Linked DNA regions of Homo sapiens: regions 2 and 3 are each linked to region 1. The links are chromatin loops, found by intact Hi-C in ENCODE. Cell type or tissue: B cell. All regions are shown on one strand.

The links. Peaks named below come from ENCODE experiments on the same cell type or tissue, not always from the same donor. Only the 100,000 strongest peaks of a DNase experiment are listed, where the experiment ranks them.
Region 2: a loop joins it to region 1, with 16 times the contacts of the local background. A loop is called at or near these places in 19 of 110 quality-filtered maps.
Region 3: it touches region 1 in a loop (6-fold over the local background); 2 of 110 quality-filtered maps call a loop at or near these places.

Annotation. Positions count from the first base shown.
Region 1 is chr7:37,349,537-37,357,536 of GRCh38, forward strand. All of the region lies in intron 1 of ELMO1 (engulfment and cell motility 1), which reads right to left. It also overlaps the pseudogene RNU6-565P. Among named protein-coding and RNA genes, the nearest start is that of ELMO1, 95 kb to the right of the region's middle. RefSeq lists enhancers at 3,611-4,112, 3,643-3,702, 3,753-3,802, 4,839-6,038, 5,302-5,451. In B cell, CTCF peaks have their summits at 3,511 (motif pointing left) and 3,711; DNase peaks (open chromatin) are centred at 565, 3,545 and 4,165; H3K4me3 peaks cover 1,306 bases; H3K27ac peaks cover 1,813 bases.
Region 2 is chr7:37,231,890-37,239,889 of GRCh38, forward strand. It overlaps ELMO1 (engulfment and cell motility 1), which reads right to left. Exons shown (of 22, transcript NM_014800.11): 8 at 1,206-1,305. Among named protein-coding and RNA genes, the nearest start is that of ELMO1, 210 kb to the right of the region's middle. In B cell, CTCF peaks have their summits at 3,135 (motif pointing right) and 3,335; a DNase peak (open chromatin) is centred at 3,142.
Region 3 is chr7:36,982,691-36,990,690 of GRCh38, forward strand. All of the region lies in intron 16 of ELMO1 (engulfment and cell motility 1), which reads right to left. Among named protein-coding and RNA genes, the nearest start is that of ELMO1-AS1, 11 kb to the right of the region's middle. RefSeq lists a silencer at 3,954-4,248. In B cell, CTCF peaks have their summits at 4,629 (motif pointing right) and 4,828; a DNase peak (open chromatin) is centred at 4,621.

The sequences.
Region 1 (8,000 bases):
TCCGCCCCCCGGGTTCAAGTGATTCTCCTGCCTCAGCCTCCCGAGTAGTTGGGATTACAAGCAGGCACCACCTTGCGTGGCTAATTTTTGTATTTTTAGTAGAGATGGGGTTTCACCATGTTGGCCAGGCTGGTCTCGAACTCCTGACCTCAGGTGATCTGCCCACCTCGGCCTCCCCAAGTGCTGGGATTATAGGCGTGAGCCACCACACCTGGCCTAGTCTTCACTTTTGAGAACACCGCCCTGCATGGTACACTGAACCTCAGAAGGGGCCACCGAAATAGGCTTTGGGTAAAAGTTTTGCTCTTCTCTTCTTTGTGCTACCATCCTTCTTATGCCAAACAGACTGAAATTGTCTCAATACCTTTAGTGTCTAGGTCAAGGAATACATGAAGTCGGTGGTGTGGTCAGCTGACATTATTCAGGATGTATGAGTGTCCAGGTTTGCTGAAGCCAGTCTTTGTTTCCCATGGGAGCAGCAGTGGTGGGCACATGTCCCCCCACCTGCCCTACACTGGAGGGTCTGGATGGATGGGTATATGGTGGGGGTGTCATTTCAGGTTCCCGTATCAGGGACCTGATGGCCATTCTGAAGACAGCCCGGGGCCTAAGAGGAAGTTTGTGGCTTCAGAAATGAGGGAACACGGTGTGTTCAGAACAGAACATGCAAGCACTCAGCAGAAAGAGAATAAACAGAGAATGGAATCCAGTGTGGAGGCTCAGTATTTCATTTTCTGTACACGCTAGCCATGTATGCTAATCTCAGCAACAATTCAGCCCATTTACTTGACAGGTGGGGAAATGTGCTATTAGCTACGGTTGGCTTGCAATATAATGGAAACTTGCAGAGAAAAGTCTTTGCTTTCCCAGTGTCTGGCATTGACATCATGAAGGCTAGGGGACAGCTGCCAGAAGGAGTGGCAGACAGGCGCCTAGAGCAGGCATGGGGCTGGGCACCGTGGACACGCACTTTACTCACTCTTCTTCACAGCCCTGAGTGACAGGTGTTATTATTTGCAGTAAATTAATGAAGATACTAAATCTTAACTAGTTTAAATGACTTCCTTCAAATCCTTAAATCCTCTCAGGTTGATAGAGGCCTCTTTAGTATGAGAACTGTTACAGGTGAATTGTGTCCCCCTCAAAATTTGTATGTTCAAATCCTAACCCCCAGTAGCTCAGAATGTAGCTGTATTTGGAGACAGGACCTCGAAAGAAGTAAGTTAAAATTAGGTCTTCAGGCCGGGCCCTAATACAGCATGTTTGTCTATTATCCTTTTAAGAGGAGGAAATCTGAACACAGAAGGTACAGAGGGGAGACCACCTAAGAACACAGGGAGAAGACAGCCATCTGTAAGCCAAGGAGAAAGCCCTCAGAAGGAACCAACACTGATAACACCTTGATCTCTGACTTCTAGCCTCCGTAACAGTGAGAAAACCCATTTCTGTTAGTTAAGCACCCCAGTCTGTGGTACTTTTTTATGGCAGCCCTAGCAAACTAATAAAACACAAAAGGCAGAAAGCGTCAAAGAAGAGCCTGATGATTTGATACAAGCAAGCTTAAAAACTTCTGAATTCCAAAAACCTTTATAAAAATTTAGAGACAGTGCTCGCTTCAGCAGCATATATACTAAAACTGGAACAATACAGAGAAGATTAGCATGACCCATGTGTAATTTTTATATATTAAAGTATTTAAAAAATTTAAACACGAATAACAATCTGAAAAAAAATTTGCAATAAATGTGATCCAACCTAGTATAAATATCCTTAATAAGGATCTCATAAATTTGTCAGCTGGGCGCAGTGGCTTGCGCCTGTAATCCTAGCACTTTGCAGGGACCAGGCAGGTAGATCACCAGGAGTTCTTGCCTTCTGCTGGGGATGAAGCTGAAGCTGAAGCTGTCTGCAGCCATGCTCCCTCCATGGGGAAAGGTCATCCACAATAGGAAAGAATGAGGCAAGGAGAAGCAAAGACAAGTCAAGAGGAAAACATTCAAAAGGGAACAAGGACAGAAGGCCTAGCTATGTTCAGTTTCTGTTGAGTTTCCTAACACTTTTCCTTCAGTTCTCTGTACTACCCTAACATCCTTCCTAGATAGACAAACTAATAAATTCCTCATTACGCTAAATCAGCTTGAGTTGTTTCTGTCCCTTACAATTGAAAAACTCCTAATATATCAACCTAACCATATCTGTTTACTGCCCTGAGTTCCAAACTTGTCATTAAATGACTGGAAGGCAAAACAGACTGAAGTTACACACTCTAACCTTGCAGTCAAGAGGAAATGGTCTTTTGCTCCCCAATTCTAGAGCTTCATATAGCTGCAAGTCCACATCTGTGACGTAGCGCTCAGCACCTAGGGCCTGCCTTTCCTCTGTGGGACTGCTATCAGAAGTCACGCATGGATTGCAAGAGTTAGTCTCACTCCAGCATTTCCCACACAGCACCGCTTCTCTGAGTTATTTATAAATGCAATGCAAAAATAAAGAGTCAGGATTCTTGGAAAAAACTGAATAGAATAATATCCACTAATAACTTACTAGTTCACTTACTATATACTTTTAGAGACAATTTTATGAATAAGGTACCATTACTAGCCTATTTTATAAACAAGGAAACCAAGATGTAAAGACATTAAATATCTTGCCCAAAGTCTCACATCCACATACGGAACCCAGCCAGAATGAAATCTACATGTCTGATTTGATAGCTCATGTTCGTAACCACTATGCCATTTTTTTGTTTAATAGAGATGAGGTCTCATTATGTTACCTGGTCTCGAACTCCTGAGCTCAAAGGATACTTCTTGCTGCAGCCTCCCAAAGTACTGGGATTGCAGGCATGAGCCACTGTGCTGGGCTCTACGCCGTTCTTTTCAAAGTTTCCTTTACTGCAGGACTTCTCAGGGACTTTAACGTAACACGTGTTCTGTGAAATGTCCATATGCAATCTATAATATTTCCCAAATGTATCTGTCCAGAAAACTTTTTTTTTAACGAAACATCTTGCGGCACACGTTTCTCATAGGACATACTTTGAGACTATTTGCCTCCTCGGTTTCTCAGAAAGAATCGCTAAATAGTCTTGGCCAGAAATGCAATGGAAAGTGGCAGAGAAAACTTTCCGTTAGTCCCATATTGAATTATCACCACCTGCATCTATGGGCTTGTCTCCAGGAAAGTAGCCCAATTCTTTTGAGTAACTCTTTCCAATTCAGAGAACAGTAAAACTTCTATTAACTGCAACTTCTACTGTGCAAAGCAACGGAAGATAAAACAGTAAAAGAAACAGAATACTTGTATTTGTGATCATTTGAACATCTCACTTCCTGCTTTAAATCTGTGGTGACTTGGGACCTCTAGGATATAAACTTTTCACAGCCTGCATCCAGGTACCACCGGTGCATCCTCCCCCACCCAACGAGTCCCTGCTCCCCAAACCCCAGGCACATCCAATGGCTCTGTAAGTCTGACATGGAAAACTGGTTCTACCTTAAGACTGCCAATGGTCCATTTGCGGCACCTGCTGGTGGCAATGCGTAAAGGAACCCCCCAGACTAAATCAGGATCATCCCCCAGCCAGCTATGGTCTGGGTAAAGAACTAGAGAACTTGAGACCAACGTTTGCTATCTCTTCCCTCTTCATAAATGGCTTGCCATTTCCTGAGCCTGCTAAGGTCCTTTTGTGTCCAGAATTGGTGCGTTCTCGGTCTCACTGCCTTTAAGAATGAAGCAGCGAACTGTCGCGGTGTTTCAGTTCTTAAAGATGGTGTGTCCAGAGTTTGTTCCTTCAGATGTTCAGATGCGTCCGGAGTTTCTTCTGGGGGGTTCGTGGTCTCCCTGACTTCAGGAGTGATACCGCAGACTTTCACCGTTAGTGTTACAGCTCTTAAAGGTGGCGCGTCCGGAGTTGTTTCTTCCTCCCGGTGGGTTCGTGGTCTCGCTGGCTTCAAGAGTGAATAGCGAAGCTGCAAACCTTCGCGGTGAGTGCTACAGCTCATAAAGGTAACACGGACCCAAATAATAAGCAGCAGCAAGATTTATTGCGAGCAGTGAAAAAAAAACAAAGATTCCACAGCGTGGAAGGGGACCCAGGTTGCTGCTACTGGCTCAGGTGACCTGCGTTTATTCCCTTATCTGGCCCCACCCACACATCCTGCTGATTGGTTCATTTTACAGAGAGCTGATTGGGCCGTTTTACAGAGCGTTCATTTGTCTGTTTTGACATTGTGCTGACTGGCGTGTTTACAAACCTTTAGCTAGACACAGAGTGCTGATTGGTGTATTTACAATCCTTTAGCGAGACACAAAAGTTCTCCAAGTCCCCACCCAACCCAGAAGCCCAGTCGGCTCCACCTCTCGCTTTCACCCTGTCTTTGTTCAGAATGTTCTCTCTACCTCCAATGTCCTTTCCTTCCCTTGGGTCTGCTTCAAAAATTCCCATCTAGATTTCAGTGCCAATCTCATGCACCAGTTTCTCTTAAAGATCTCCCTGACCTCACGGCCTCCCGTGCTAGAAGTAACTGCCCTGAATCTGTCTTCTTAGGCGCTTACAGTGACCTACCAGAGCACTTTTCCACACCTTATCCTATTTGTTTATATGAGTTCTCTGAGGGTAGGACTCATATCTTACTCATCTCTGTTGTTCCAGACCTGATCAGACAGCATGGTAAAGAGCAACTCAATATTTTCCAGACAAGTGAATGAATAAATGAACCACTCTTTCCTTAAAACCAAATTCAAAGATTAAAATTACAAATGTGAAGGATTACTCAAGCCAGTGATGCATTTTTAAAATCCAGAATTCCTTGCACAGAAAACCTTCCGGCATTTCTTCAAGCAGCAGCTATTCATTTGTTCCCACTGGACAGAAATAGAAAGGGAGCTGCTGAGAGGTGAGAGGAGGGCCTATTCCAGATTCCTTTTCCTCCTGGAAAAATTCTTTCAAAAACAAGATGAGACCTGAGCTGAGCCACTCACTCTCTTCCCTTCACTCCAAGCTCTCTTGCGCTTTGGGAATCAGCATTTCAACTGGAAAGTTCATCATTTTGCAAACTAATGCACACACTTCCTCCCTTGTTCTGGTTTTCTGGATATTTGCTTTTCAAATTCCTTTTCAGCTGTTGTAATGCCAGTGGCTGCTCCCTTCCTCCCAGCAAGCCTGTCACTCGGTGATGTGTGCAGACAGTCCCCAGTGGAGGAGGCAAGGCTCGAGCCCAGTTCCCTATCGCAGAAACCAGACTCGAAGCCACAGGAAGTGCTGGAGCATTTCCACCATCCTGTGAGCCAAACATTCAAAGTTTCCAAACCTGCTGATCAAAAAACAATATGTGAAACTTCTTTCTTGGGCCTCTCTCCAGCAACAGCAGAGCTCTAACTACCACCCCTAGAACATTTGATTGCATCAGATTACCAGCGAAGGCCCCTGCAGAACTCTGGGCTGTGCCTCCACTGGGTTTCACCTGACAACCCTCGTACACAGAATTAGTCATTCTGATGCATAATGCAATGCCGCATAGCCGCCTCTCACGGAATACCATTAGGCTCTTTCTCCCGGCCTGACGTCCTTATTCCCAGAGGAGCACAGACTTTTATGAGGGCTCTGGGGTCAGTTGTTGGCCTGGGTGTTAATCCTGGTTCACCCACATTGAAAACGCTGTGACTCTGGACAAATTACACAACATGTGACCCTCAGTATCCTCATCTGTGAAACTGGAATGACAGAGGTACCTTTCTCATGGGATTATTATGAAGATAAAATATCTATAAAGCAATTAGAGTAGTGCCTGACCTGGGATTATCATTTGCCAGACATGGGGTAGCTGGATAAATGAAACTGAGGAAACACATCTGTAGTCCAGTCTCATGAAACACACAGAAGCCACACTGCATGAGAATTCCTTTTGCTGTAAGCATCATAACCGAATTGGACAAAGAGCTATGGCACTAGAAAGGAAATAATAACTTTGCTTTAAGTTCAGGGAGTTTTTAGATTTGAAGTTTTGAGGGCATAGAAAAGATTCTAGGTGAACGATTGTGTTGACAGAAATCGGAGGGGGGAAAGTTAGGGTAAGATTCTGGAAGGATTGACCTACATTTGCAAAGGCAGGAAGTCACAGAGAATTGCCTGAGCAGATGCCCTGATGGAAAATAAGAGAACCATTTTCCCTCCTGACCACAGGTCTAGTCCTCCAGGAAAGTTCTCTGAGAACACAAAGGTGACCAGGACTCAACTTGTTCTAAATCCTTTCTCCGCAAGGAGAAATGGATGTCATCTTGAGTTATGAGGTGGCTGAGTGCTTTAAGAAGGCTCACAGGGGAGCTTCTGCACAGAGGGGGATCTGCCCCACTATTACTGCACATCTTCACCAACTGTATGTTCTTCCAGCCTTGCAGAGTGACATCTGTCCTTTTCTGTCTGATCCTCCCAGCAACTAGACAGAGGGTAGTGTTAGGGCTTAGAAAACAATCAATACCCCAAAGTATGGAGCTTTGGCATGCTGAGTACTCTGAACTAAAGAAGACTGGAAGGTCTCAGAACCAAGGTCTCTCTGACCTCTACTGCTCTCCTTTCTCCCATCTCTCTTTCCCCACTGAAGCAACTCATAAAAAACAAAATTCCATGGTGTCTATGTGCCACATTTTCTTTATCTAGTCTATCATTGATGGGCATTTGGGTTGGTACCAAGTCTTTGTTATTGTGAACAGTGCTACAATAAACATACACGTGCATGTGTCTTTATAGTAGATTGATTTATAGTCCTTTGGGTATATACTCAGTAATGGGATCGCTGGGTCAAATGATATTTCTGGCTCCAGATCCTTGACGAATCACCATACTGTCTTCCACAGTGGTTGAACTAATTTACACTCCCACCAACAGTGTAAAAGCATTCCTATTTCTCCAAAGAATGAGTTCATGTCCTTTACAGGGACATGGATGAAGCTGGAAACCATTATTCTCAGCAAACTAACACAGGAACAGAAAACCAAACACCCCATGTTCTCACTCATAAGTGGGAGTTGAACAATGAGAACACATGGACACAGGGAGGGGAACATCACACACCGGGGCCCGTGTGATAGGGGAGGGATGGAATTACGAGAAATACCTAATATAGATGACAGGTTGATGGGAGCAGCAAACCACCATGGCATGTGTATACCTGTGTAACAAACCTGCACATTCTGCACATGTATCCCAGAACTTAAAGTATAATTAAAAAAAAAAAAGAAAAGAAAAATGATCAATGGATAGGAAGACAAATTCACAAAATCCTTTAAGCATTTCTTAATAAAAGCATAATAAATAAATAAAAAAATCCTCTTCCACAAAGTGGGTCATAGAAACTAGAACCTATCTCCACCAAAGTAAACCATGAAACCTAGGAAGGTCACTCTCTTCCTTCTTCCTTCTCCCCAAAGACCCTCTTTCCAGAGGAGTCCTGCCCTATATCCAGGAGGAAGACATGCTACACAGACAGACCAATAAGAATCTGAACCAACAGCCCTTGCTGAGGTTCCTCCTCAGTCATACTGCCATTAGGTCACACCCTTTGTCCAATCATAGTTCTATATGGCTGTCCATTCTTTATCAAGCCTAAACATAAGAATAGTTATGGGGCTTTGGGTCTTTGTTTCTGGGGCTTTGGGTCTTCATTTCTGGGGCTTTTGGTCTTCGTTTCTAAAGGCTCCCATGTTATATAAAACTTATATTAAATAAATGTGTTATGCTTTTCGCTTGCTAACCTGTCTTTGGTTTCAGGAGTGTCAACAGTGGCCCATATGATGGTTGAACACAGGTATCACACCCTTCCCTGCTATAGTAGGCATAATCCACCTGGGGCCTAATGAGCTTTGCTGGCGAGACCTCAGCCCAGCTGCCCCCCAGAAGCTGTGGTTTTAGTGGAGACTAAGACATAATGATTACTCAGCTTCATTCCTAGGGTTGTCTTATCATGGCTCTAAACAGCAGAACCTCAGAATGTTTCTCAGGA
Region 2 (8,000 bases), 120 kb before region 1:
TCACCCAGACTGGAGTGTAGTGGTGCAATGTCGGCTCACTGCAACCTCTGCCTCCCAGGCTCAAGTGATTCTCCTACCTCAACCTCCCAAGTAGGCGGGATTACAGGCTCCCACCACTGCGCCCGGCTAATTTTTGTAGTTTTCATAGAGACGAGGTTTCACCATGTTGGTCAAGCTGGTCTTGAACTCCTGACCTCAAATAATCCACCTGCGCTGGCCTCCCAAAGTCCAATTTGCTGCAACTTTTCTTTAAGTCTACCATTAGTTTAAAATAAAAGGCTTAAAAACTTCAAGTGACTCTTAATGGATTTTGCTCTGATTTTCTGGCTTGCACAGATTCACTGAAATTCTCTTTCCAGTAACCGATACTTATAAAATAAAGTTATGAATTCCAAACATCTCTTTATTCCTAATACAGTAGTAGGGAGGAGAAATGCCAATGAATTTATAAACCATTTCGCAAATACAAAGAAAGGAAAAAATAAATCAATAAATGATAATTGTCCATGATTTAATCTACATTTAAGAGTGACAAGATCAAGACTGTTTATTTTTAGTCAGAAGAATGGAAACAGAGTTGCAAATTTGTTACACTTCAATTGCAAGGAATGGTAGGGCTCTTCTGCCCCATCTTCCTGCACCAGGTCCATCTTCATTTGCTTCCTCCCAAATGAAGAACTGGTAGAACTGGGTGATGTCTGAGATATTCCTTGCACCCTGATTACAAGTAAGCAGGCTCACTCTGCTTAAGACACATGGACTCAGGCATCCCTCCTTTTCATATAACCCTGCTTCAAACCTAGGTGTGCAGGTCATCAGTATACTTTGCCTCTTTCCTTTTCCCTGGACACCAGGTTGGGGATTAAAGGCTCAAGAAGGATGACAGTAGGAACTCTGTTTAGGTCTTGAAACCAACAGAGTCACACATGGGGAATTAACACACTTGTGCAGTTATTAACAGTGTGACACACTTATCTGGTCTGAGCTATGGGTGCGCACATGCAATCCCTTATAATCTCTTACAATCATTTTTATACAGAATTTGGGTTTCCTGACCCCCACATACATAATATTATAAAAAATCATACCCATCTTTTAATATAAAGAACTAAAGGAAAGACAATTATGAAACATCCTCAAAGCAGAGAAAAATAGCTATGACAGAAGACAGTAAGGAAAGCCTAAAGAGGCAGAGTCCACCTTACCTTCTTAATGAACGCCACCGAAAATGTATCCCAGGACACTATGCCATGGTCCATCAGCTCAACGAAGGCCGTCAGGGTGAAGGACAGCATGTCTCCAAAGCTGAAAAAGACAGAGAGGCACAAGAGTCAAGAGCCCCAAAGCTGAGCAAAGACACAGAAGCAAGAAAGTTCTGGGAAAGTGAATACAAGCAGAATTTTAAAAGATCAAGAGACAAATAGCAGGACCACAGGTGACTTCTTCACTAACATGAGTGACATGAAGGGGCAGGACGGCCTTGATGAGGTTGGGCAGGACGGCCTTGATGAGGTCAACCAGGGCTTCAGCATCCAACAGACCCGGGCTCACACCAACTCTCGTTCTGGTGAGCTGTGTTGTTCTGGGCAATTCACTGACCCTGCCTGAGCCTCTATTTTTTCAGCTGAAAAACTAGATGGTGATATCTATCTAGCCACAGAGCTACTTACTTAATAAAGTATGTAGCATATAGACACTCAGTAAATGGTGGCTTAAAGAAAAGCTTCTTGGCTAATGAAATTTGGAGCTGCTTAGGCAGGGCAATGTGCTTCCTTTATTACCCATACACATCCAAAGAGAAAATTAAAAATACTTCTATTAAGAGAATTAGTACTTTTTTTAAGTGGTCTATACATCCCTCTGTGTGGACACACAGATACAAACATGTATGCAAGTAAACATACTCATTTTGATTTTGGCCAGCATTTCGTCTTTAGTTAGTAACTTTTCTGGCATATCGATGGAGATAATCACTCCACATAATGGGTTTGCTGACCAAAAGACTTGCTGAGATTCAGTAGGCTATAAGGTGGGTCTAATATGTGGTTTGAAAATCCAAACAGAGATTAGGCTTGGGCAAATGCAGTTCCACCTAGGACCCTTATTAGACAATATCCTGGTGTCTACAGCTTTCAAAACAACACTTTAGCAGAGACTTAGATACACAGAATCTTTCATAGATATTCACCTTTATTGTAAATTATCATCATTATAAGTATTAACACCTTTATGATAAATACTCTTTCTTTGAGTACATTGAATTATGCCAGTCAGGATCTGTACACTGTATTATGTAACAGCACTGATTCCTAGGTTCAATTTTTAAAAAAATAAAGTTGGTTATATAGATTTTTCATTTGTAGGCTCATGCATACCATTATTGATATCCTACAAAGTCTCCTAACATATTTAGATTGAACCTTCCAACTAGTTTTATTTCCAACTAGTAGAATAGAAAACAGGTAACATTTCTTTTAAAACAGCTTCTCAATTTCCCTTCTTCCTACTGTTCTACTCAGCCCAGCCTCAAAAATGACCTTTGAAATTCTGCATCACCACAGAAGATGTAATGCTAAATGGAACCTATAGAAGGGGAAGTGGTTCTCAGGGAAAGACAATGATCCAAAGCTGCCGGAGACCAGGGGCAACAGAGGGGATGCAACCAGCTAAACGAAAACGGCTAAGTAGGTAGTTTGTGGAGTCAGACAGCAGGGGTTCTCCCTTCAGCCCTAAGTGGGCAAGTTATGCACCATCCTATGCTTCTCTTTCCTCATTTATTAAAAATGGGGATGATGATGATGATGATGATGGTAGTGGTAGTCACAACTAGCTCAGAGATTTTTGGAGAAATGAAAACAAGCAAACATGCTTAAAGCCCTCCAAATGCTGTGCAGTGAATTGTAAGTAGCGTGTGAGTGTTACTACATTCTCACTATGCAAAAGTGAGATTTTTAAAACGTGAATGAAGGACAAGATTTTCAAATGTTTCACCTTGTGTTAAGGATTCTCTGTTCTTAGAACTAGAAAATGAAAACAAAAACAGCAATGCAAGGAAAGCCAAACCATTCAGACCAGATAGAAAAGCAGCTAATATCTCTGGCTTTTCAGAGCTGCAAAGGGCAACCTCGATCTTACAGGTGCCCCCTAGGTGGCATCAAAGGATCATGCCTCAAAAAGAAATTCCAAACCAGACAACACAAACTTATTTGAAGAAAAGAACAGAACATTAGAAAGACAGGTGGAATAATGGGTTGAAGAGAGTATTGAGTAAGGTTAAAGAAAAATTCCAGAATGACTCTTTCTACAGACAATGGATCACAAGAAAATCCAAATATCAGATTGCAAAATAAAAAAAAGAAGAAGAAAAGAAAGTAAAAAGACTGCCTCAGGAAAATAAGAGCCAGGAAATAAAAGCAATTAGTAAGATTTATTAATAGACTGGGTAGGCATTAGTATTACTGTGAAAACATCATTACATAATAACATACAGCATGAGCAGTAAGCAAAATTAGCTCATTTATTTTATTTACTTAAAAAGAGGAAAAACAAGAACCAAATGATAACTAATAGTGGATATTTGGTCATACCCAGCATATTAAAAGACCTCAAATGTCAAAAAAATTCCCATATACACGCCATGGGAGGACAGCATTCACAGCATCTGTACAAGGCAAAAAACCTGCCTCAGTAACATCAACAGCAGCACAGGCAATGGAACAGGCAGTGGCAGAGAAACACACACACTACTGAATCAAACTATTAGCCTAGTGCCGTGGTTCATGCCTGCAATCCCAGCACTCTGGGAGGCTGAGGCAGGCGCATCACCTGAGGTCAGGAGTTCGAGAGCAGCCTGGCCAACGTGGTGAAACCCCGTCTCTCCTAAAAATACAAAAATTAGCCAGTCATGGTGGCGGGCGCCTGTAGTTCCAGCTACTCTACTCAGAAGGCTGAACCCAGGAGGTGGAGGCTGCAGTGAGCCAAGATCGTGCCATTGCACTCCAGCCTGGGCGACAGAGTGACTCTGTCTCGAAGAAAGATAAAACAAATAAACCAATAAACAACAAAAAATACTCTTCTCTGCATTCCCATTAGCTAGACAGCACTCAGATAAGATCAGGAAACCAGATGACATTAGTCTTCAGTAGCTCCTTTAAAAGCAAAAGATAAAGTATATTTATGTTCTCTAATATATGAAAGCAATATGACTCTGCTCCCTAGCTACCTGCTCAATAGAGCCCTAATCCAAATGATCTTAGTAACATCTGGTACAGTCAATCGTCCCAAAACTACACTCCAGAGCTCTGTCTACAGACTCCTCAGACAGAACAGGCTGCAAGGACTTTGGGAAAAAAAAGCTGGAGAGAAGGAGAAAAAGTATCATTTGGTTTCCAAATCCCCATGCTTGTTTGGGAGTCAAGATTTCAATCTCTATGGCTGTTAAGGAGGTGCAGCACCATTTCTGAGACTGCAAATAGAGCTATATGTGCTTCTCAAGTATCCATTAGTGGGAATGATTGGTAAGTGAGAGTAAAGCTTTTTCACAGCATACACCAGTCAAGGTACTCAGAGGAAGGATAGCTCTCTTGATCTATCTAATGACATGACAGATAGGCAGAGACAGATAGGAATATATAATAGGACCTATTTTATATATTACTAGCATATAATATTTATGTAAAATACACATAGGTATATAATATATACATATTACATAATATTCTGTATTACACACATATTCTGTATATAACATATTCATTAGGACCGGTTGCTGGGTGACATAGTAAGTTCCCATATGGAAGAACTTTTTCCAAATTCAACTTCAAACTCTCAGTTGCAAAGAAAGGATGGCCATGCTAAAATTTTATTACATTCCAAATCAAGGGATTCAATCACCTCTTTCAAGTGAGATGGCTATAAAAGCTCTTACTGAACCTTGACATAGGTGTTTATTTCCACTCCTAGAGGAGTAATTCAGGCTCCAAACCGGGAAAGCAGAAGGCAAGTTCTACCTCTGAAATCAATGCTGGGTATAGAGAGTCAAGGCTAAAAGAATTACAAATATAAAGCAACCACATGGCACATCCAGGAACATTTTTATTTGTTTGGATTATTTGTATTTTGTAAACTGTTAGGCTAAAGATTGTGCAGTACTGACAGCCACAAATTAAGCCAACTGCAAACTTTACATGCTGGTGGAAAGCCACTGTCACAGCCAACACACCATGTGTGCTGGAATGATTCAAATAAATGTTTCTCATCAACTTAGTAGACACCATCTTCATTCCAACAAAATTCAGCCAATCTCAAAACAAGCATGTAAATTTATGCTACTAATTTTATAAAAGAATAGTGCTTCCAAATGTTTCCATGGAGTGGCAAGCCCGTTAATACAGAATTTTATTTATTTATTTATTTTTTTAGACAGAGTCTCACTCTTTTGCCCAGGCTGGAGTGCAGTAGCGCGATCTCAGCTCATTGCAACCTCCACCTCCCAGGTTGAAGCGATTCTCCTGCCTCAGCCTCCCAAGTAGCTGGGATTACAGGTGCACACCACCATGCCCAGCTAATTTTTGTATTTTTAGTAGAGAAGGGGTTTCGCCATGTTAGCCAGGCTGGCCTCAAACTCCTGACCTCAGGTGATCCGCCCGCCTCAGCCTCCCAAAGTGCTGGGATTACAGGCGTGAACCACCATGCCCGGCCCCAATACAGAATTTGAAAAAAGATGAAAATAAAGGCCACTTTTAAAGCTATGATAAATTGTACTCAATAGATCCTTAATTGTCAAGGTTAATGGCCACAGTTCTGCCCTGCCCTTTGAGTTTTTCCATCTGTTTTCCTCCTTGAGGAAGTAAAATGTATATACATTGAAAGGTATGGATTTATAAGTCATCCTATAGACACACCCCTTACCTTCAAAAAGCATGACTTATGTCAGCAAACATTCTTCTAGCTCCTTTGTTAAAAATTTCAGTGCAGGTTGATTCTGGACTCTATTCTACTACATTGATCTGTTTATCTACCCCCTTATACCAATATCAGACCATCTTGATAGCTAACCTTATAGGAAGTATTGAAATCAGTCAACGAAACTCTTCAACTTTATTGTTGATCATTTTGGCTATTCTAGGTCCCACACATTACCAGTGGTTTTAGGATTGATTTGTAATTCTTTTAAAAAATAACTGATATTGCACTGAACCTATAGTATAAAGATGATATGCTTTGGCTCTGTGTCCCTGCCAAAGGATGTCAGAAGAGAACTGCTATCTAATTAAAATTGTGTCCTCCACCACATGAAATGGTCTATCCCTCCACTTGTTTAGGTCTTTATTTCCCCTCATTTATTTATTTTTAGCAAATAAATAGATATTGCATGTCTATCGATGAATTTATCCCTAAAAATAAAGATTTATTTCTACAAATTATGATTTTGATACTTTATAAGTGGAAATTTTAAAATGTCATTTTCCAATGGTTGCTGTTAAAATATAAAAATTCATTTTTATTTTATTGACATTGTATCCTGAAACCTTGCTAAATTCAATTATATCTAGCAGTTTCTTTGTAGATTCCTAAGAATTTTCTAAATAGATAATCATGTTTTCTATGAATAGAGGTAGTTTTACATCTTCCTTTCTTATATTATGCTTTTAGTTTCTTTATTGACTTACTGCAATAGCTAAGAAATCCTATACAATGTTGAACAGAACTGCAGAAAGCAAACATATTTGCCTTATTCTCAGTCTGTAGGGTAGAAAACATTCAGTCTTTCAACATTAAGTATGATGGAGTTTTTGTAGATTACTTTATCAAGATGAGGAAGTTCCCTCTATTCCTAGCTTGCTGAGAATTTTTATTATTAATATACATTAGATTTTATGAAATGCTTTCTCTCCATTAAGATGATTTTTCTCTTTAGGTTTTCTCCTTTATTTCATAAAACACTGAGCTGCTTGATTGATTTTCAAATGTTAAACTATTTCTGAGATAAGCTCTTATTGATCACAAGGTATTATCCCTTTAACATATTGCTTGATTGTATTTATTAACATGCCTCTGTGGATTTTTGCATCTGGTCTATAATTTTTATTTCCTGTATTGTCTTTGCCAGGTTTTGGTATCAGAGTGATACTGGTATCATAAAATAATGAGAACTGGTCCCTCTCCTCTATTTTCCAAAAGCATGTGTTTAGATTTGGTATTTCTTCTATAATATATAATATAGAATTCACCAGTGTAACCTGTTATTGTTGTATGAAGGTTTTCGAGAAATGATTTCAATTTTTTTTTTTCTGAGATGGAGTCTCGCTCTGTCGCCCAGGCTGGAATGCAGTGGCACGACGTCGGCTCACTGAAACCTCCACCTCCTGGGTTCAAGCAATTCTCTGCCTCAGTCTCTCAAGTAGCTGGGATTACGGGTGCCTGTCACCATGCATGGATAATTTTTTTGTATTTTTAGTAGAGACAGGGTTTCACCATCTTGGCCAGGCTGGTCTTGAATTCCTGACCTCGTGATCCACCTGCCTTGGCCTCCCAAAGTGCTGGGATTACAGGCGTGAGCCACCGCGCCCAGCCAATTTCAATTTTTTTAATAACTATGGGCGTCCAAATTTTCTATTTCATCATGAGTCAGTTTTGATGTGTCAGTTTTAGTCCTCTGTGAAGCAGATGCTGAGACTAAGTTATGAGAACAGAGATTGAGTACGAGTTTGGGCAATGCCTGTGGAAGATAAAGCAGGCAGAAAGCAGGATTGAGTATGGAAAGCCTTGGGACCATGAAACAGATCTGATGCCTGCGAAGGGAAGGGGAAGAAGCAAATGCAGATCTGAAAATGTCTCAGCCAACTCAGTGGAACGCTGCAGAATAAACAGTGCCTCTTAGAGGAATCCCATAATGGGTAGAAATGACCAGGCTCTGGTATCCCCACCATGTTCAATAACTAAATGCTGCCTTTGGAGAGTACTGAAAGCTGCTATGAATCTGGAACATGTGATAACTG
Region 3 (8,000 bases), 370 kb before region 1:
ATCTTGCTTATTTTTTTATGTCAGATAAGACATCTAGATAAGATGAATAGCTTTTATTCTTCCTTCTAGCAGCCTAACCCCTTCTTTCTCTTTTTTATTGTTACATCTTCATTGTGAATCCATTTATAAAACAGATAGAAGGGGAGATGCAGTGGCTGAACCAGGAGTGGAGGATTCACACACCCATCCAGCTCCACATTGCCCTAGCAGCCATCAATCCTCCCTCAAACTCTGACGAACACAGTTTCTATTTCTGAGCTGGGCCCGCCTCCCCTGCTCACAAGGTCTTGAGAAAGCATGGTAGTCCTGGTGATTCCTACAGCCATTGCAGTTCATGGGAACCCCCAAACTGGCTGCCTGGTTGTTCCTAGTTGTTCATCACCCTCGCCATTGCTTTGGCCACTGCAAATCATTCCTGGCAAATGTAAGCAAAGGGCAGCCATGGGACACTGGTGACCTGTCACCTCTCCCAGATGGCCCAGAAGGAACTGGTCTCCTAGGTAAATTGACCCAAATCATACCAGGCAAATAAATGCTACAGGAATGAGATGGTGCATCACACAGTAACATAAAGGGGCAACCAATGGGGCATTTTGTGATGGGCTTTTTACTTAGCTCAAACTTCCCAAATGGCGTTATTAATAATTCACCCAACCACCCCAAAATGCCTTTTCAATTTGACTTTAATTATTGTGGTGATTGTTTAATTCAACTACCTGTGGTCTGACTCCACTTGACAGACTGACAGGCTGATGAAACCATCTTCCCCTATATACTCACTCTCCTTCCACATATGAATGCAGCAACAAGTACATCGACATGCATGAAACACCAAACACTTGTCAGTTCCTAGCTGGATAAACACCGGCAAGGTCCTTAATATTTTGGCGACTAAATTTCCTCATCTAAAACAGGCAAAAAAACTTAGTCCCATTAGGGCTGCTGGAAGATTCAATGAATTATTATATCTACATATAAAATGTATTGAGCAGTGCCTGGCACACAGTAAATGCTCAGGACAGATTGAGATGGGGCTGCAGCATTTAGCGGACCCATCTGAAAAGAAGGAGACAATGAACTTCAGGGTATGATACGTTCTTGGCTATTCCCCCAGGACAGGGATCTTGCTTTACCCTAAAATGCCTGATTATCAAAGTGTTATGTGTTTGTGCATGAATGCGTTTTTAGGTGGGGGGAGCAGAGAGGAGGTTCATAGCTTTCACATTCTTAAAGAGTTCCATGATCCAATAATAGCTTAAGAACTACTGTTTTAGATTTTTTTTTTTTTTTTGTAAACATTTTTTACTGCTTCCATAAAAAGCTGGTTTCTTCTCTCATTCTTACCAACAGGTGCCAGCACTTCGCTCATGTAAAGTGACACTAGTGGGGGAGAGAAGAGGCCAAGGCGAAATGGACATTGACTCTAACGAGCTGACTGTCACTTAATGCACATCCTCTAGAAACCAGACTTCCTCAAAATCGAGCATCGAGGTGTACTGAGGAGTGTGGTGCAGCAGGCAGAGTTAACATGCACACAAGCTCTTCCAGTCAGGCAGAATTCTCAATGTATCCAGCCATCTGGAGCCTCATGGGATCAGAGAGCAGCCTACATCTCCAGAAAGGCATTCAGCTAACAAACAGGTCACTGACCTTGTCAAGTGACCAGGTGTCCCTGATGCATTGTCACCCGCAGTTAGGAAATTCTCCCTCTCCTGCAACGTCAGCCCTACTTCTTTAATAGACAGAGTAGAAGGTCTCTCCCAGACACCCAGTCGCCCTCACCCTGCCTTGAGTCTTCTATAGGCGAAAGCTTTCTAGCTCTTCTGTTTCTGTAACCATTCATCACAGGTCCCATTTAGGATAAAGTAAATTCTATTCTAGAGCCACGTGAAGACCCACAGCATTCTCCTGTGCAAAAGGACATTTTTTAAAAAGGACAACCAATAAGATTTCTCTTGTTTGACTATTTCATGTGCATTTCTTCATAAACCAGATGCTTCATTCTCTTTTCCTCTCTCCATTATTTGAAGTCAAGTGGACTGTAAATAGAAGACATCAAGTGTGCTATGACACTTTCAGGCACATAAGACAGGAAATCACATTTTAAAAAAAGTAACATGATGAATCCTCAAAATCAGGAGACAATCAGGGGAAAAGATCTTAGGCAGAGATAGAAGCCCCAACTTCAGCCCCCACTCTCTGCAACCCAAGCCAATGGCATTACCTTTCCTCTCCCCGTTCAGAATGATTATAACTCGTCTGGAATCCTGCTCGGTGCTTGGGTTGCATCTTGCCACATACATTTTTAAGTTTGCAGCTAGAAGGGTCCCTACAGGCAAAGAGTTTCTCGTTCCCCACGCTGCCCCTCCATTGCCTGTTTATAGTACTGCTTTCTTGTTCTTCCTGTTTCTACCCAACGAAATTGAAAATTTCATCACCAGTGTCAGAAAATTAAACCCCAGGGAGCAGAGCAATAGCTCAGAGCATCCCTTTCCTGGCAGAGAGCCAATCCTTGAATATAACTTTGCAAACCCTCTCTGGTTTTTCAGGGGTTTGAAAGGATGCAAAATAGAGTCATTTTGAAGCATGCTTTTTGACTGCTAAAATCTTTCCAATTGCACTTCACTTTATCTTTGCAATTAATTAAAAAACATATTTCAATTTGGAGACAGGTTTCATAAAAGGAAAGGACATGACCTAGCTCAGTTACACATTTTCCAAGCAGAGAACAGTGGCACACGGAGAAGAGATGCTTCATTCCGTGGCTGGGGGTCTGAAGAAGTGTTTGACAGACCATTGTAATAACATCTCTCTTCACAATGCAAACACCAGCAACACAATCAAGCGGCTCCGGGCTCCGTGCCTGCACCTTTTTCTCTCTTCCTAGCAATACACAGGGTTGACTCTTATTATTAATGTAGCTTTAAAAGCATTTTCTCTTGAAATGCATCAACACCCAGGGAAATAAAGCAGAACTCTGCTCCTTACACTAATCCTAACAAGACAACCAATGTCCAAGTATAATGTACAGTCAGCTACAAATCGGATCAGACCCAAGCAAAGCATGCAGTCTTTTGAATTCAGAGTCTCCTACATCATGGGAACCCTTGAATGCCCGCTCCTCCATGTGCTTGTTCCAATTCAGTTTTCTCGGCAGACAATAGGACAAAGCTACATTTAGCTCAGGCTGATAATACCGGTGGACACATGTGTGAGACGGAGGTTTACTCACCAAGCTCCCGTAAGTCCATCTTTCCCAACCACAAATACTGATTCTAAGCTGCTGCCACCACAAAGCGACTTAGAGTCGTCCCCCTGAAGAACAATGTGCTGGAATACCACCAGATGGTTCCTGAGTAAGCTTGTTCATGAAACAGGTTTCCAGTTGAGCCATGTGAACAGAGACCCGCCGCACACCTTTAAATGGTATACACTCCAAGTCCAGAAGAATAAGCATGTAGCTTTGCTTATGTTTATGGAGCTGGAGCCCAGGGATGCTCCGATTGGCAGGAGTCGGGGAAAGATCAGCCAATCAAAGGGCGCCTCCATTTCAGGGAAACTCCTGCTCATTTATTTAGCATCTTCAGAGATCATCGGCTTTTCCAGGAAGAGCTTTTCTCTTAGAGTATCACAAGAGAAAAATAATAACTTCGTTTCTATTTTAGTGTCCTATGCTCTTTTGTCAATAAACCCATAGCTCCCCGTCTTGGTACTTCTCAATATATCCCCCACTTTTTCTTATAAAGAACTAAAAAACAAATAAGGACAAGAAGAAAAAGAAAAAGCTGGTGATGGGCTGGAGATAGTTCATATTCATCAGCCTCCACCTTGTTGGGAGAAGTGGGGGAGTGCCTGGGCTCAATAATTACCGATTCTGTTGCCATAGAAACAGACTGGCTGCAGCGAGTTGGATTCGTGCAGAACATCTGCTGCCAGACCCATAATCAACTGCAATCTCATCTCTTCCCCTCTCTCTACTTTTATTTGATTGTGAGTTTGCTTTCTCCTACCTTCTCTTCACACACAGTTTTTGTCCAGAAATGTCATAGAACCACCTCGCGATACCTTGCCATGTACACACAAGGCATGCACACCAGGGGTGCTCACATACTCAGGAATGCAAGCATTCCAGAGCATCCCAGCAGGGGTCCCACTGGGAGGATTTATACTCTAATTCCTACCCAGGATGTAAACAAACATAAACAGCCTCTACCCCTAATTAAAATTACTGCAACTTTTAACCTAGAGAATTAGAGGGGTATCTTTAAAAATATTTGTTGCCTAACAGCCCTGAGAGCTCCGCAAATAAAAGTTAAAGTTTGCAATGGTATTCCTCAGAGGGCACTGCGGTGGTTCCTAGCCAACCTTTGGAATGAAGCGATTACACTGGCGGCTTGTGGAAGATTTTGTAAGTACGGAGTGTTCAGGCCCAGCTCTTTTCTGCATTAGCACCTCATCAAGGCGCCCTGAACACTAGGGATCTCCCTGGATTTCCTCAGCCCATTTTCATCCCCTCAGACTCCTCCCCTGCTTGCTCCAAATTCCCCGGGTTGCATGACTAGAATTAATGTCACCAACTCTGAATGTGCTGCCATCTCTCTCCTTAGCAGCAGGGGTCGCCACTGAGCAGTGAATGGCTGCACATCCTGGTCAGACTCGAGGGGGCTCATAAGGTGGCAATCTCACTCAGGGGTCTGCGGAAGCCCTCAGTTCCACAGAGATTGATGGAAAATGGTAAGTGTCACAGAAGGCACCGATTTGGGCTTATGTTAGAGAGAAAAGAATTACTCTCTGCCCTATCGTCATCTGCCTTGGCATCATAACAACCTCAAGGAGAACCTTCTCTTCCTTAAAGGTCTCTGCAAGCCTGGGACCCTCAGCCCGTAATGACCCAGATGAGGCTTCTGAGGAGACTGGGACCTGCTCTTTGTGTGTTTCTGATTCTTGAAGCCAAGCTGAACTATCCATCTACAACACATCCACTGTCTAAACAGCAACAGTCGCCCTCAGCCTCCTTTCTTCCTAAATGAAGCTCAGTATAAACCCCATATCCATCCAACTCCAAATGCTCAGCTATAGCCCACTGGTGTTTTGTTTTGTTTTGACAGTCTTGCTGGAGTGCAATGGTGTGATCTCGGCTCACTGCAACCTCTTCCTCCCAGGTTCAAGCGATTCTCCTGCCTCAGCCTCCTGAGTAGCTGAGATTACAGGCATGTGCCATCATGCCTGGCTAATTTTTGTATATTTATTAAAGATGGGGTTTCACCATGTTGGACAGGCTGGTCTCAAACTCCTGACCTCAGGTGATCCATCCACCTTGGCCTCCCAAAGTGCTGGGATTACAGGCGGGAGCCACGACGCCTGGCCGCCCATTGGTCTTGATGTTGGATTTGTACCTTCAAGAATATGAATCCTGGCTTTCCATTTTGTCTCTTTATGCCACTAAGTGTAGGAAGAAAGTCTCACCCAGGTACAGCACCCAAAGCCAACACTGTCAATCTTTCTCAGCTCTGCCCAGACAACATTCACCCTCAGGGTGGTGGATGGCTCAGGTTTTCTCTACCATCTTTCTGGAACATCTCCTCTTAACTGTCCTGCCTAGTCTCCTCTGCCATGGGGACACCCACCCTTTGCCTTCCCATCCTCTTGAAGGCTGTCCAAATCCTCAGTTTATGCCAAAACCATCATTCCATCCAAGTCTTCCTCAATCAAAATTTAATAATTTTCTCAACAAATATTTAGCAAGTATCTATGCCAGGCACTTGTGCTAGTGATACAACAAACTGACAAGGTTTCTGCCTTACAACCTGCAGACTCTAATAGAGGAGGCAAAAATATTAAGCATAACTGTGATATGGAGTATAAAAACAGAGCTATGAACTCTGTGTTCTCTTAGCACAAATAATCACTTAGTGAGATCAGGAAAAGCATTTCAGAGAAAGTGACATCAAGCCATGATCTAAAGGAAGAGTAAAAGTTAATAAATTGAGAGTGAGGGGAAGAGTGACCCAAACAAAACACATGTGTGCTAGGAGGCAACATGGCATCTTTGAAAATCTGAAAGAAGCCAAATGTGAATGGATCACAGTGAGAATGACTGGGAGGATGGTGTAAGACCAGACCAGCAGATGCTTAGAGACCAAGTTAAGGAGTCTGGTTCTTATCCTACAAGCAATGACAATGCATTGCAGTGCTCCAGTTAAATGACTCCTTGCCCATCCTAACACACCAACATAACCCAAGATATATATTCCTCAGCTGATATGAATGACAGATTAACAGAATACAAACCTGATTGAAACAATCTATTTCAAGACATCTGTGATTTGTTGGGTTGATCTAGCTAACATTTATTGAGCAATTAATAATCCAGGAATTAATCCAGCAATTAAGAATTAATTCAGCAATTAATAATTCAGGAATTAACCTAGCAGTTCATAATCCAGTGCATTCTAAGCACTTTGTCTAGATTAACCAATTTAATTCTCCCAAAAGCTCTGTGAGATGTTATTACACTATTTACACAAATGAGGAAATTGAGGCATAAGGAGGTTAAGCAACTTGACTGAAATAACAACAACAACAAAAAAGTAGCAGAGCCAGGATTTGAATCAAGGGATTCAAGCTCTAGATTCTTTAAGTGTGATCCACAAGGATCACCTACATTAGAAATTCTCATTAAATGCAGATTCCTGGGGTCCAAGTGCATCTCTCCCCAATCAGAATTTCAGGGGGCAGAATCACGAATATTTTCCCAAGCACTCCAGGAATTCTTACGCACACCACAGTTTAGGAACCACTGCTAAGAGATGTTTTTGTAAAGGAGGAGAAGACTACCTCAAAATTAATCTCCCACATATAAAATGGAAAAAGGCAGTTTTTGGAGAATGGGACAGAGGGTCTCACTATTTCAAGCCATTACAAAAGACCATCTATATGAGAGTAAGATCATCTTTCTTTTGAATGACTGCAAATCCTGGTTGTATCATATAATCCAAAGTTAAAGTGGAGGGTGGGTAGACAGCACAGTCTGGTGCTTGGTAGTTATCCTACTAGGGAGGTTTATGAAGAGAGAGCATGCAAGTTCACAAAGAACACATTCACTAGGGTAATACAGATGTTATTAGAACCATCAGCAATAAGGTAGGAAGACTATGTATTATTATTGTTGACACTATGTGAAACGTCATAAGTTTTTTAAGGTAATTTTTATCCTGAAAAACTCATTTTTAAGACAAAATTGCAAGGTAAACAGATAATTTTATATTAGCCTTCAATCCTTCTCCCCTTCATCTATTTGAAAGCTAGCAAATAAGCTCTTTCGTCCACCTAGCTAGTCATGGTTTTAGTTCTAGAAAATAAGTGACTTGATCGATATTTTCAGAGGGTCCACTTCAAGAAAAAAATAGCTATAGCATCTTCGAGGAAACTTCCAAAGAATTTTTGCATGGGATCTTGTCCAGCGGTTTTGTTATGGAGATCCCAGACTGGGTGCTCTATTTAGTTAACCTGGACTTTCTGGCGATTTTTTCGCCTTCTAGACTGTGATGAAAAAAGTACATAAAGCTTACAGAGCTGCTGGTGAGCCTCAAAAAGAGGGAAACCTAGATTTTGTTAGCATCATATTTGGATGACTGCTTGTCAAGTTCCCAAGAACTGGCATGAAGTTGTTCTGCATACACCTAATGGACTTGTACTCCACAGGCTCCACATGGATGATAGGTAGCCTATCATCCAGCTTCTGAACACATTCAGATTTACTATGTGCTGTCCACAAAAGGAGAAGGGAATCACAGTATCAAATACTCAGAAAATTCAGGGGGTGGGGTGGGAATCACTGCTGGGCATCTGAATAAAGGTCATAAGAAATCCCTTTCTATTTCGCTCACACGTTCAACCTGTACTCTTTGTTCTGCTTGGAGCAGGCACTGTCAGTACCATTTATCCCATATTGTCTTGGGGCAGATTCAATCTCATGAAATTTTATTCCTTTCCATAAG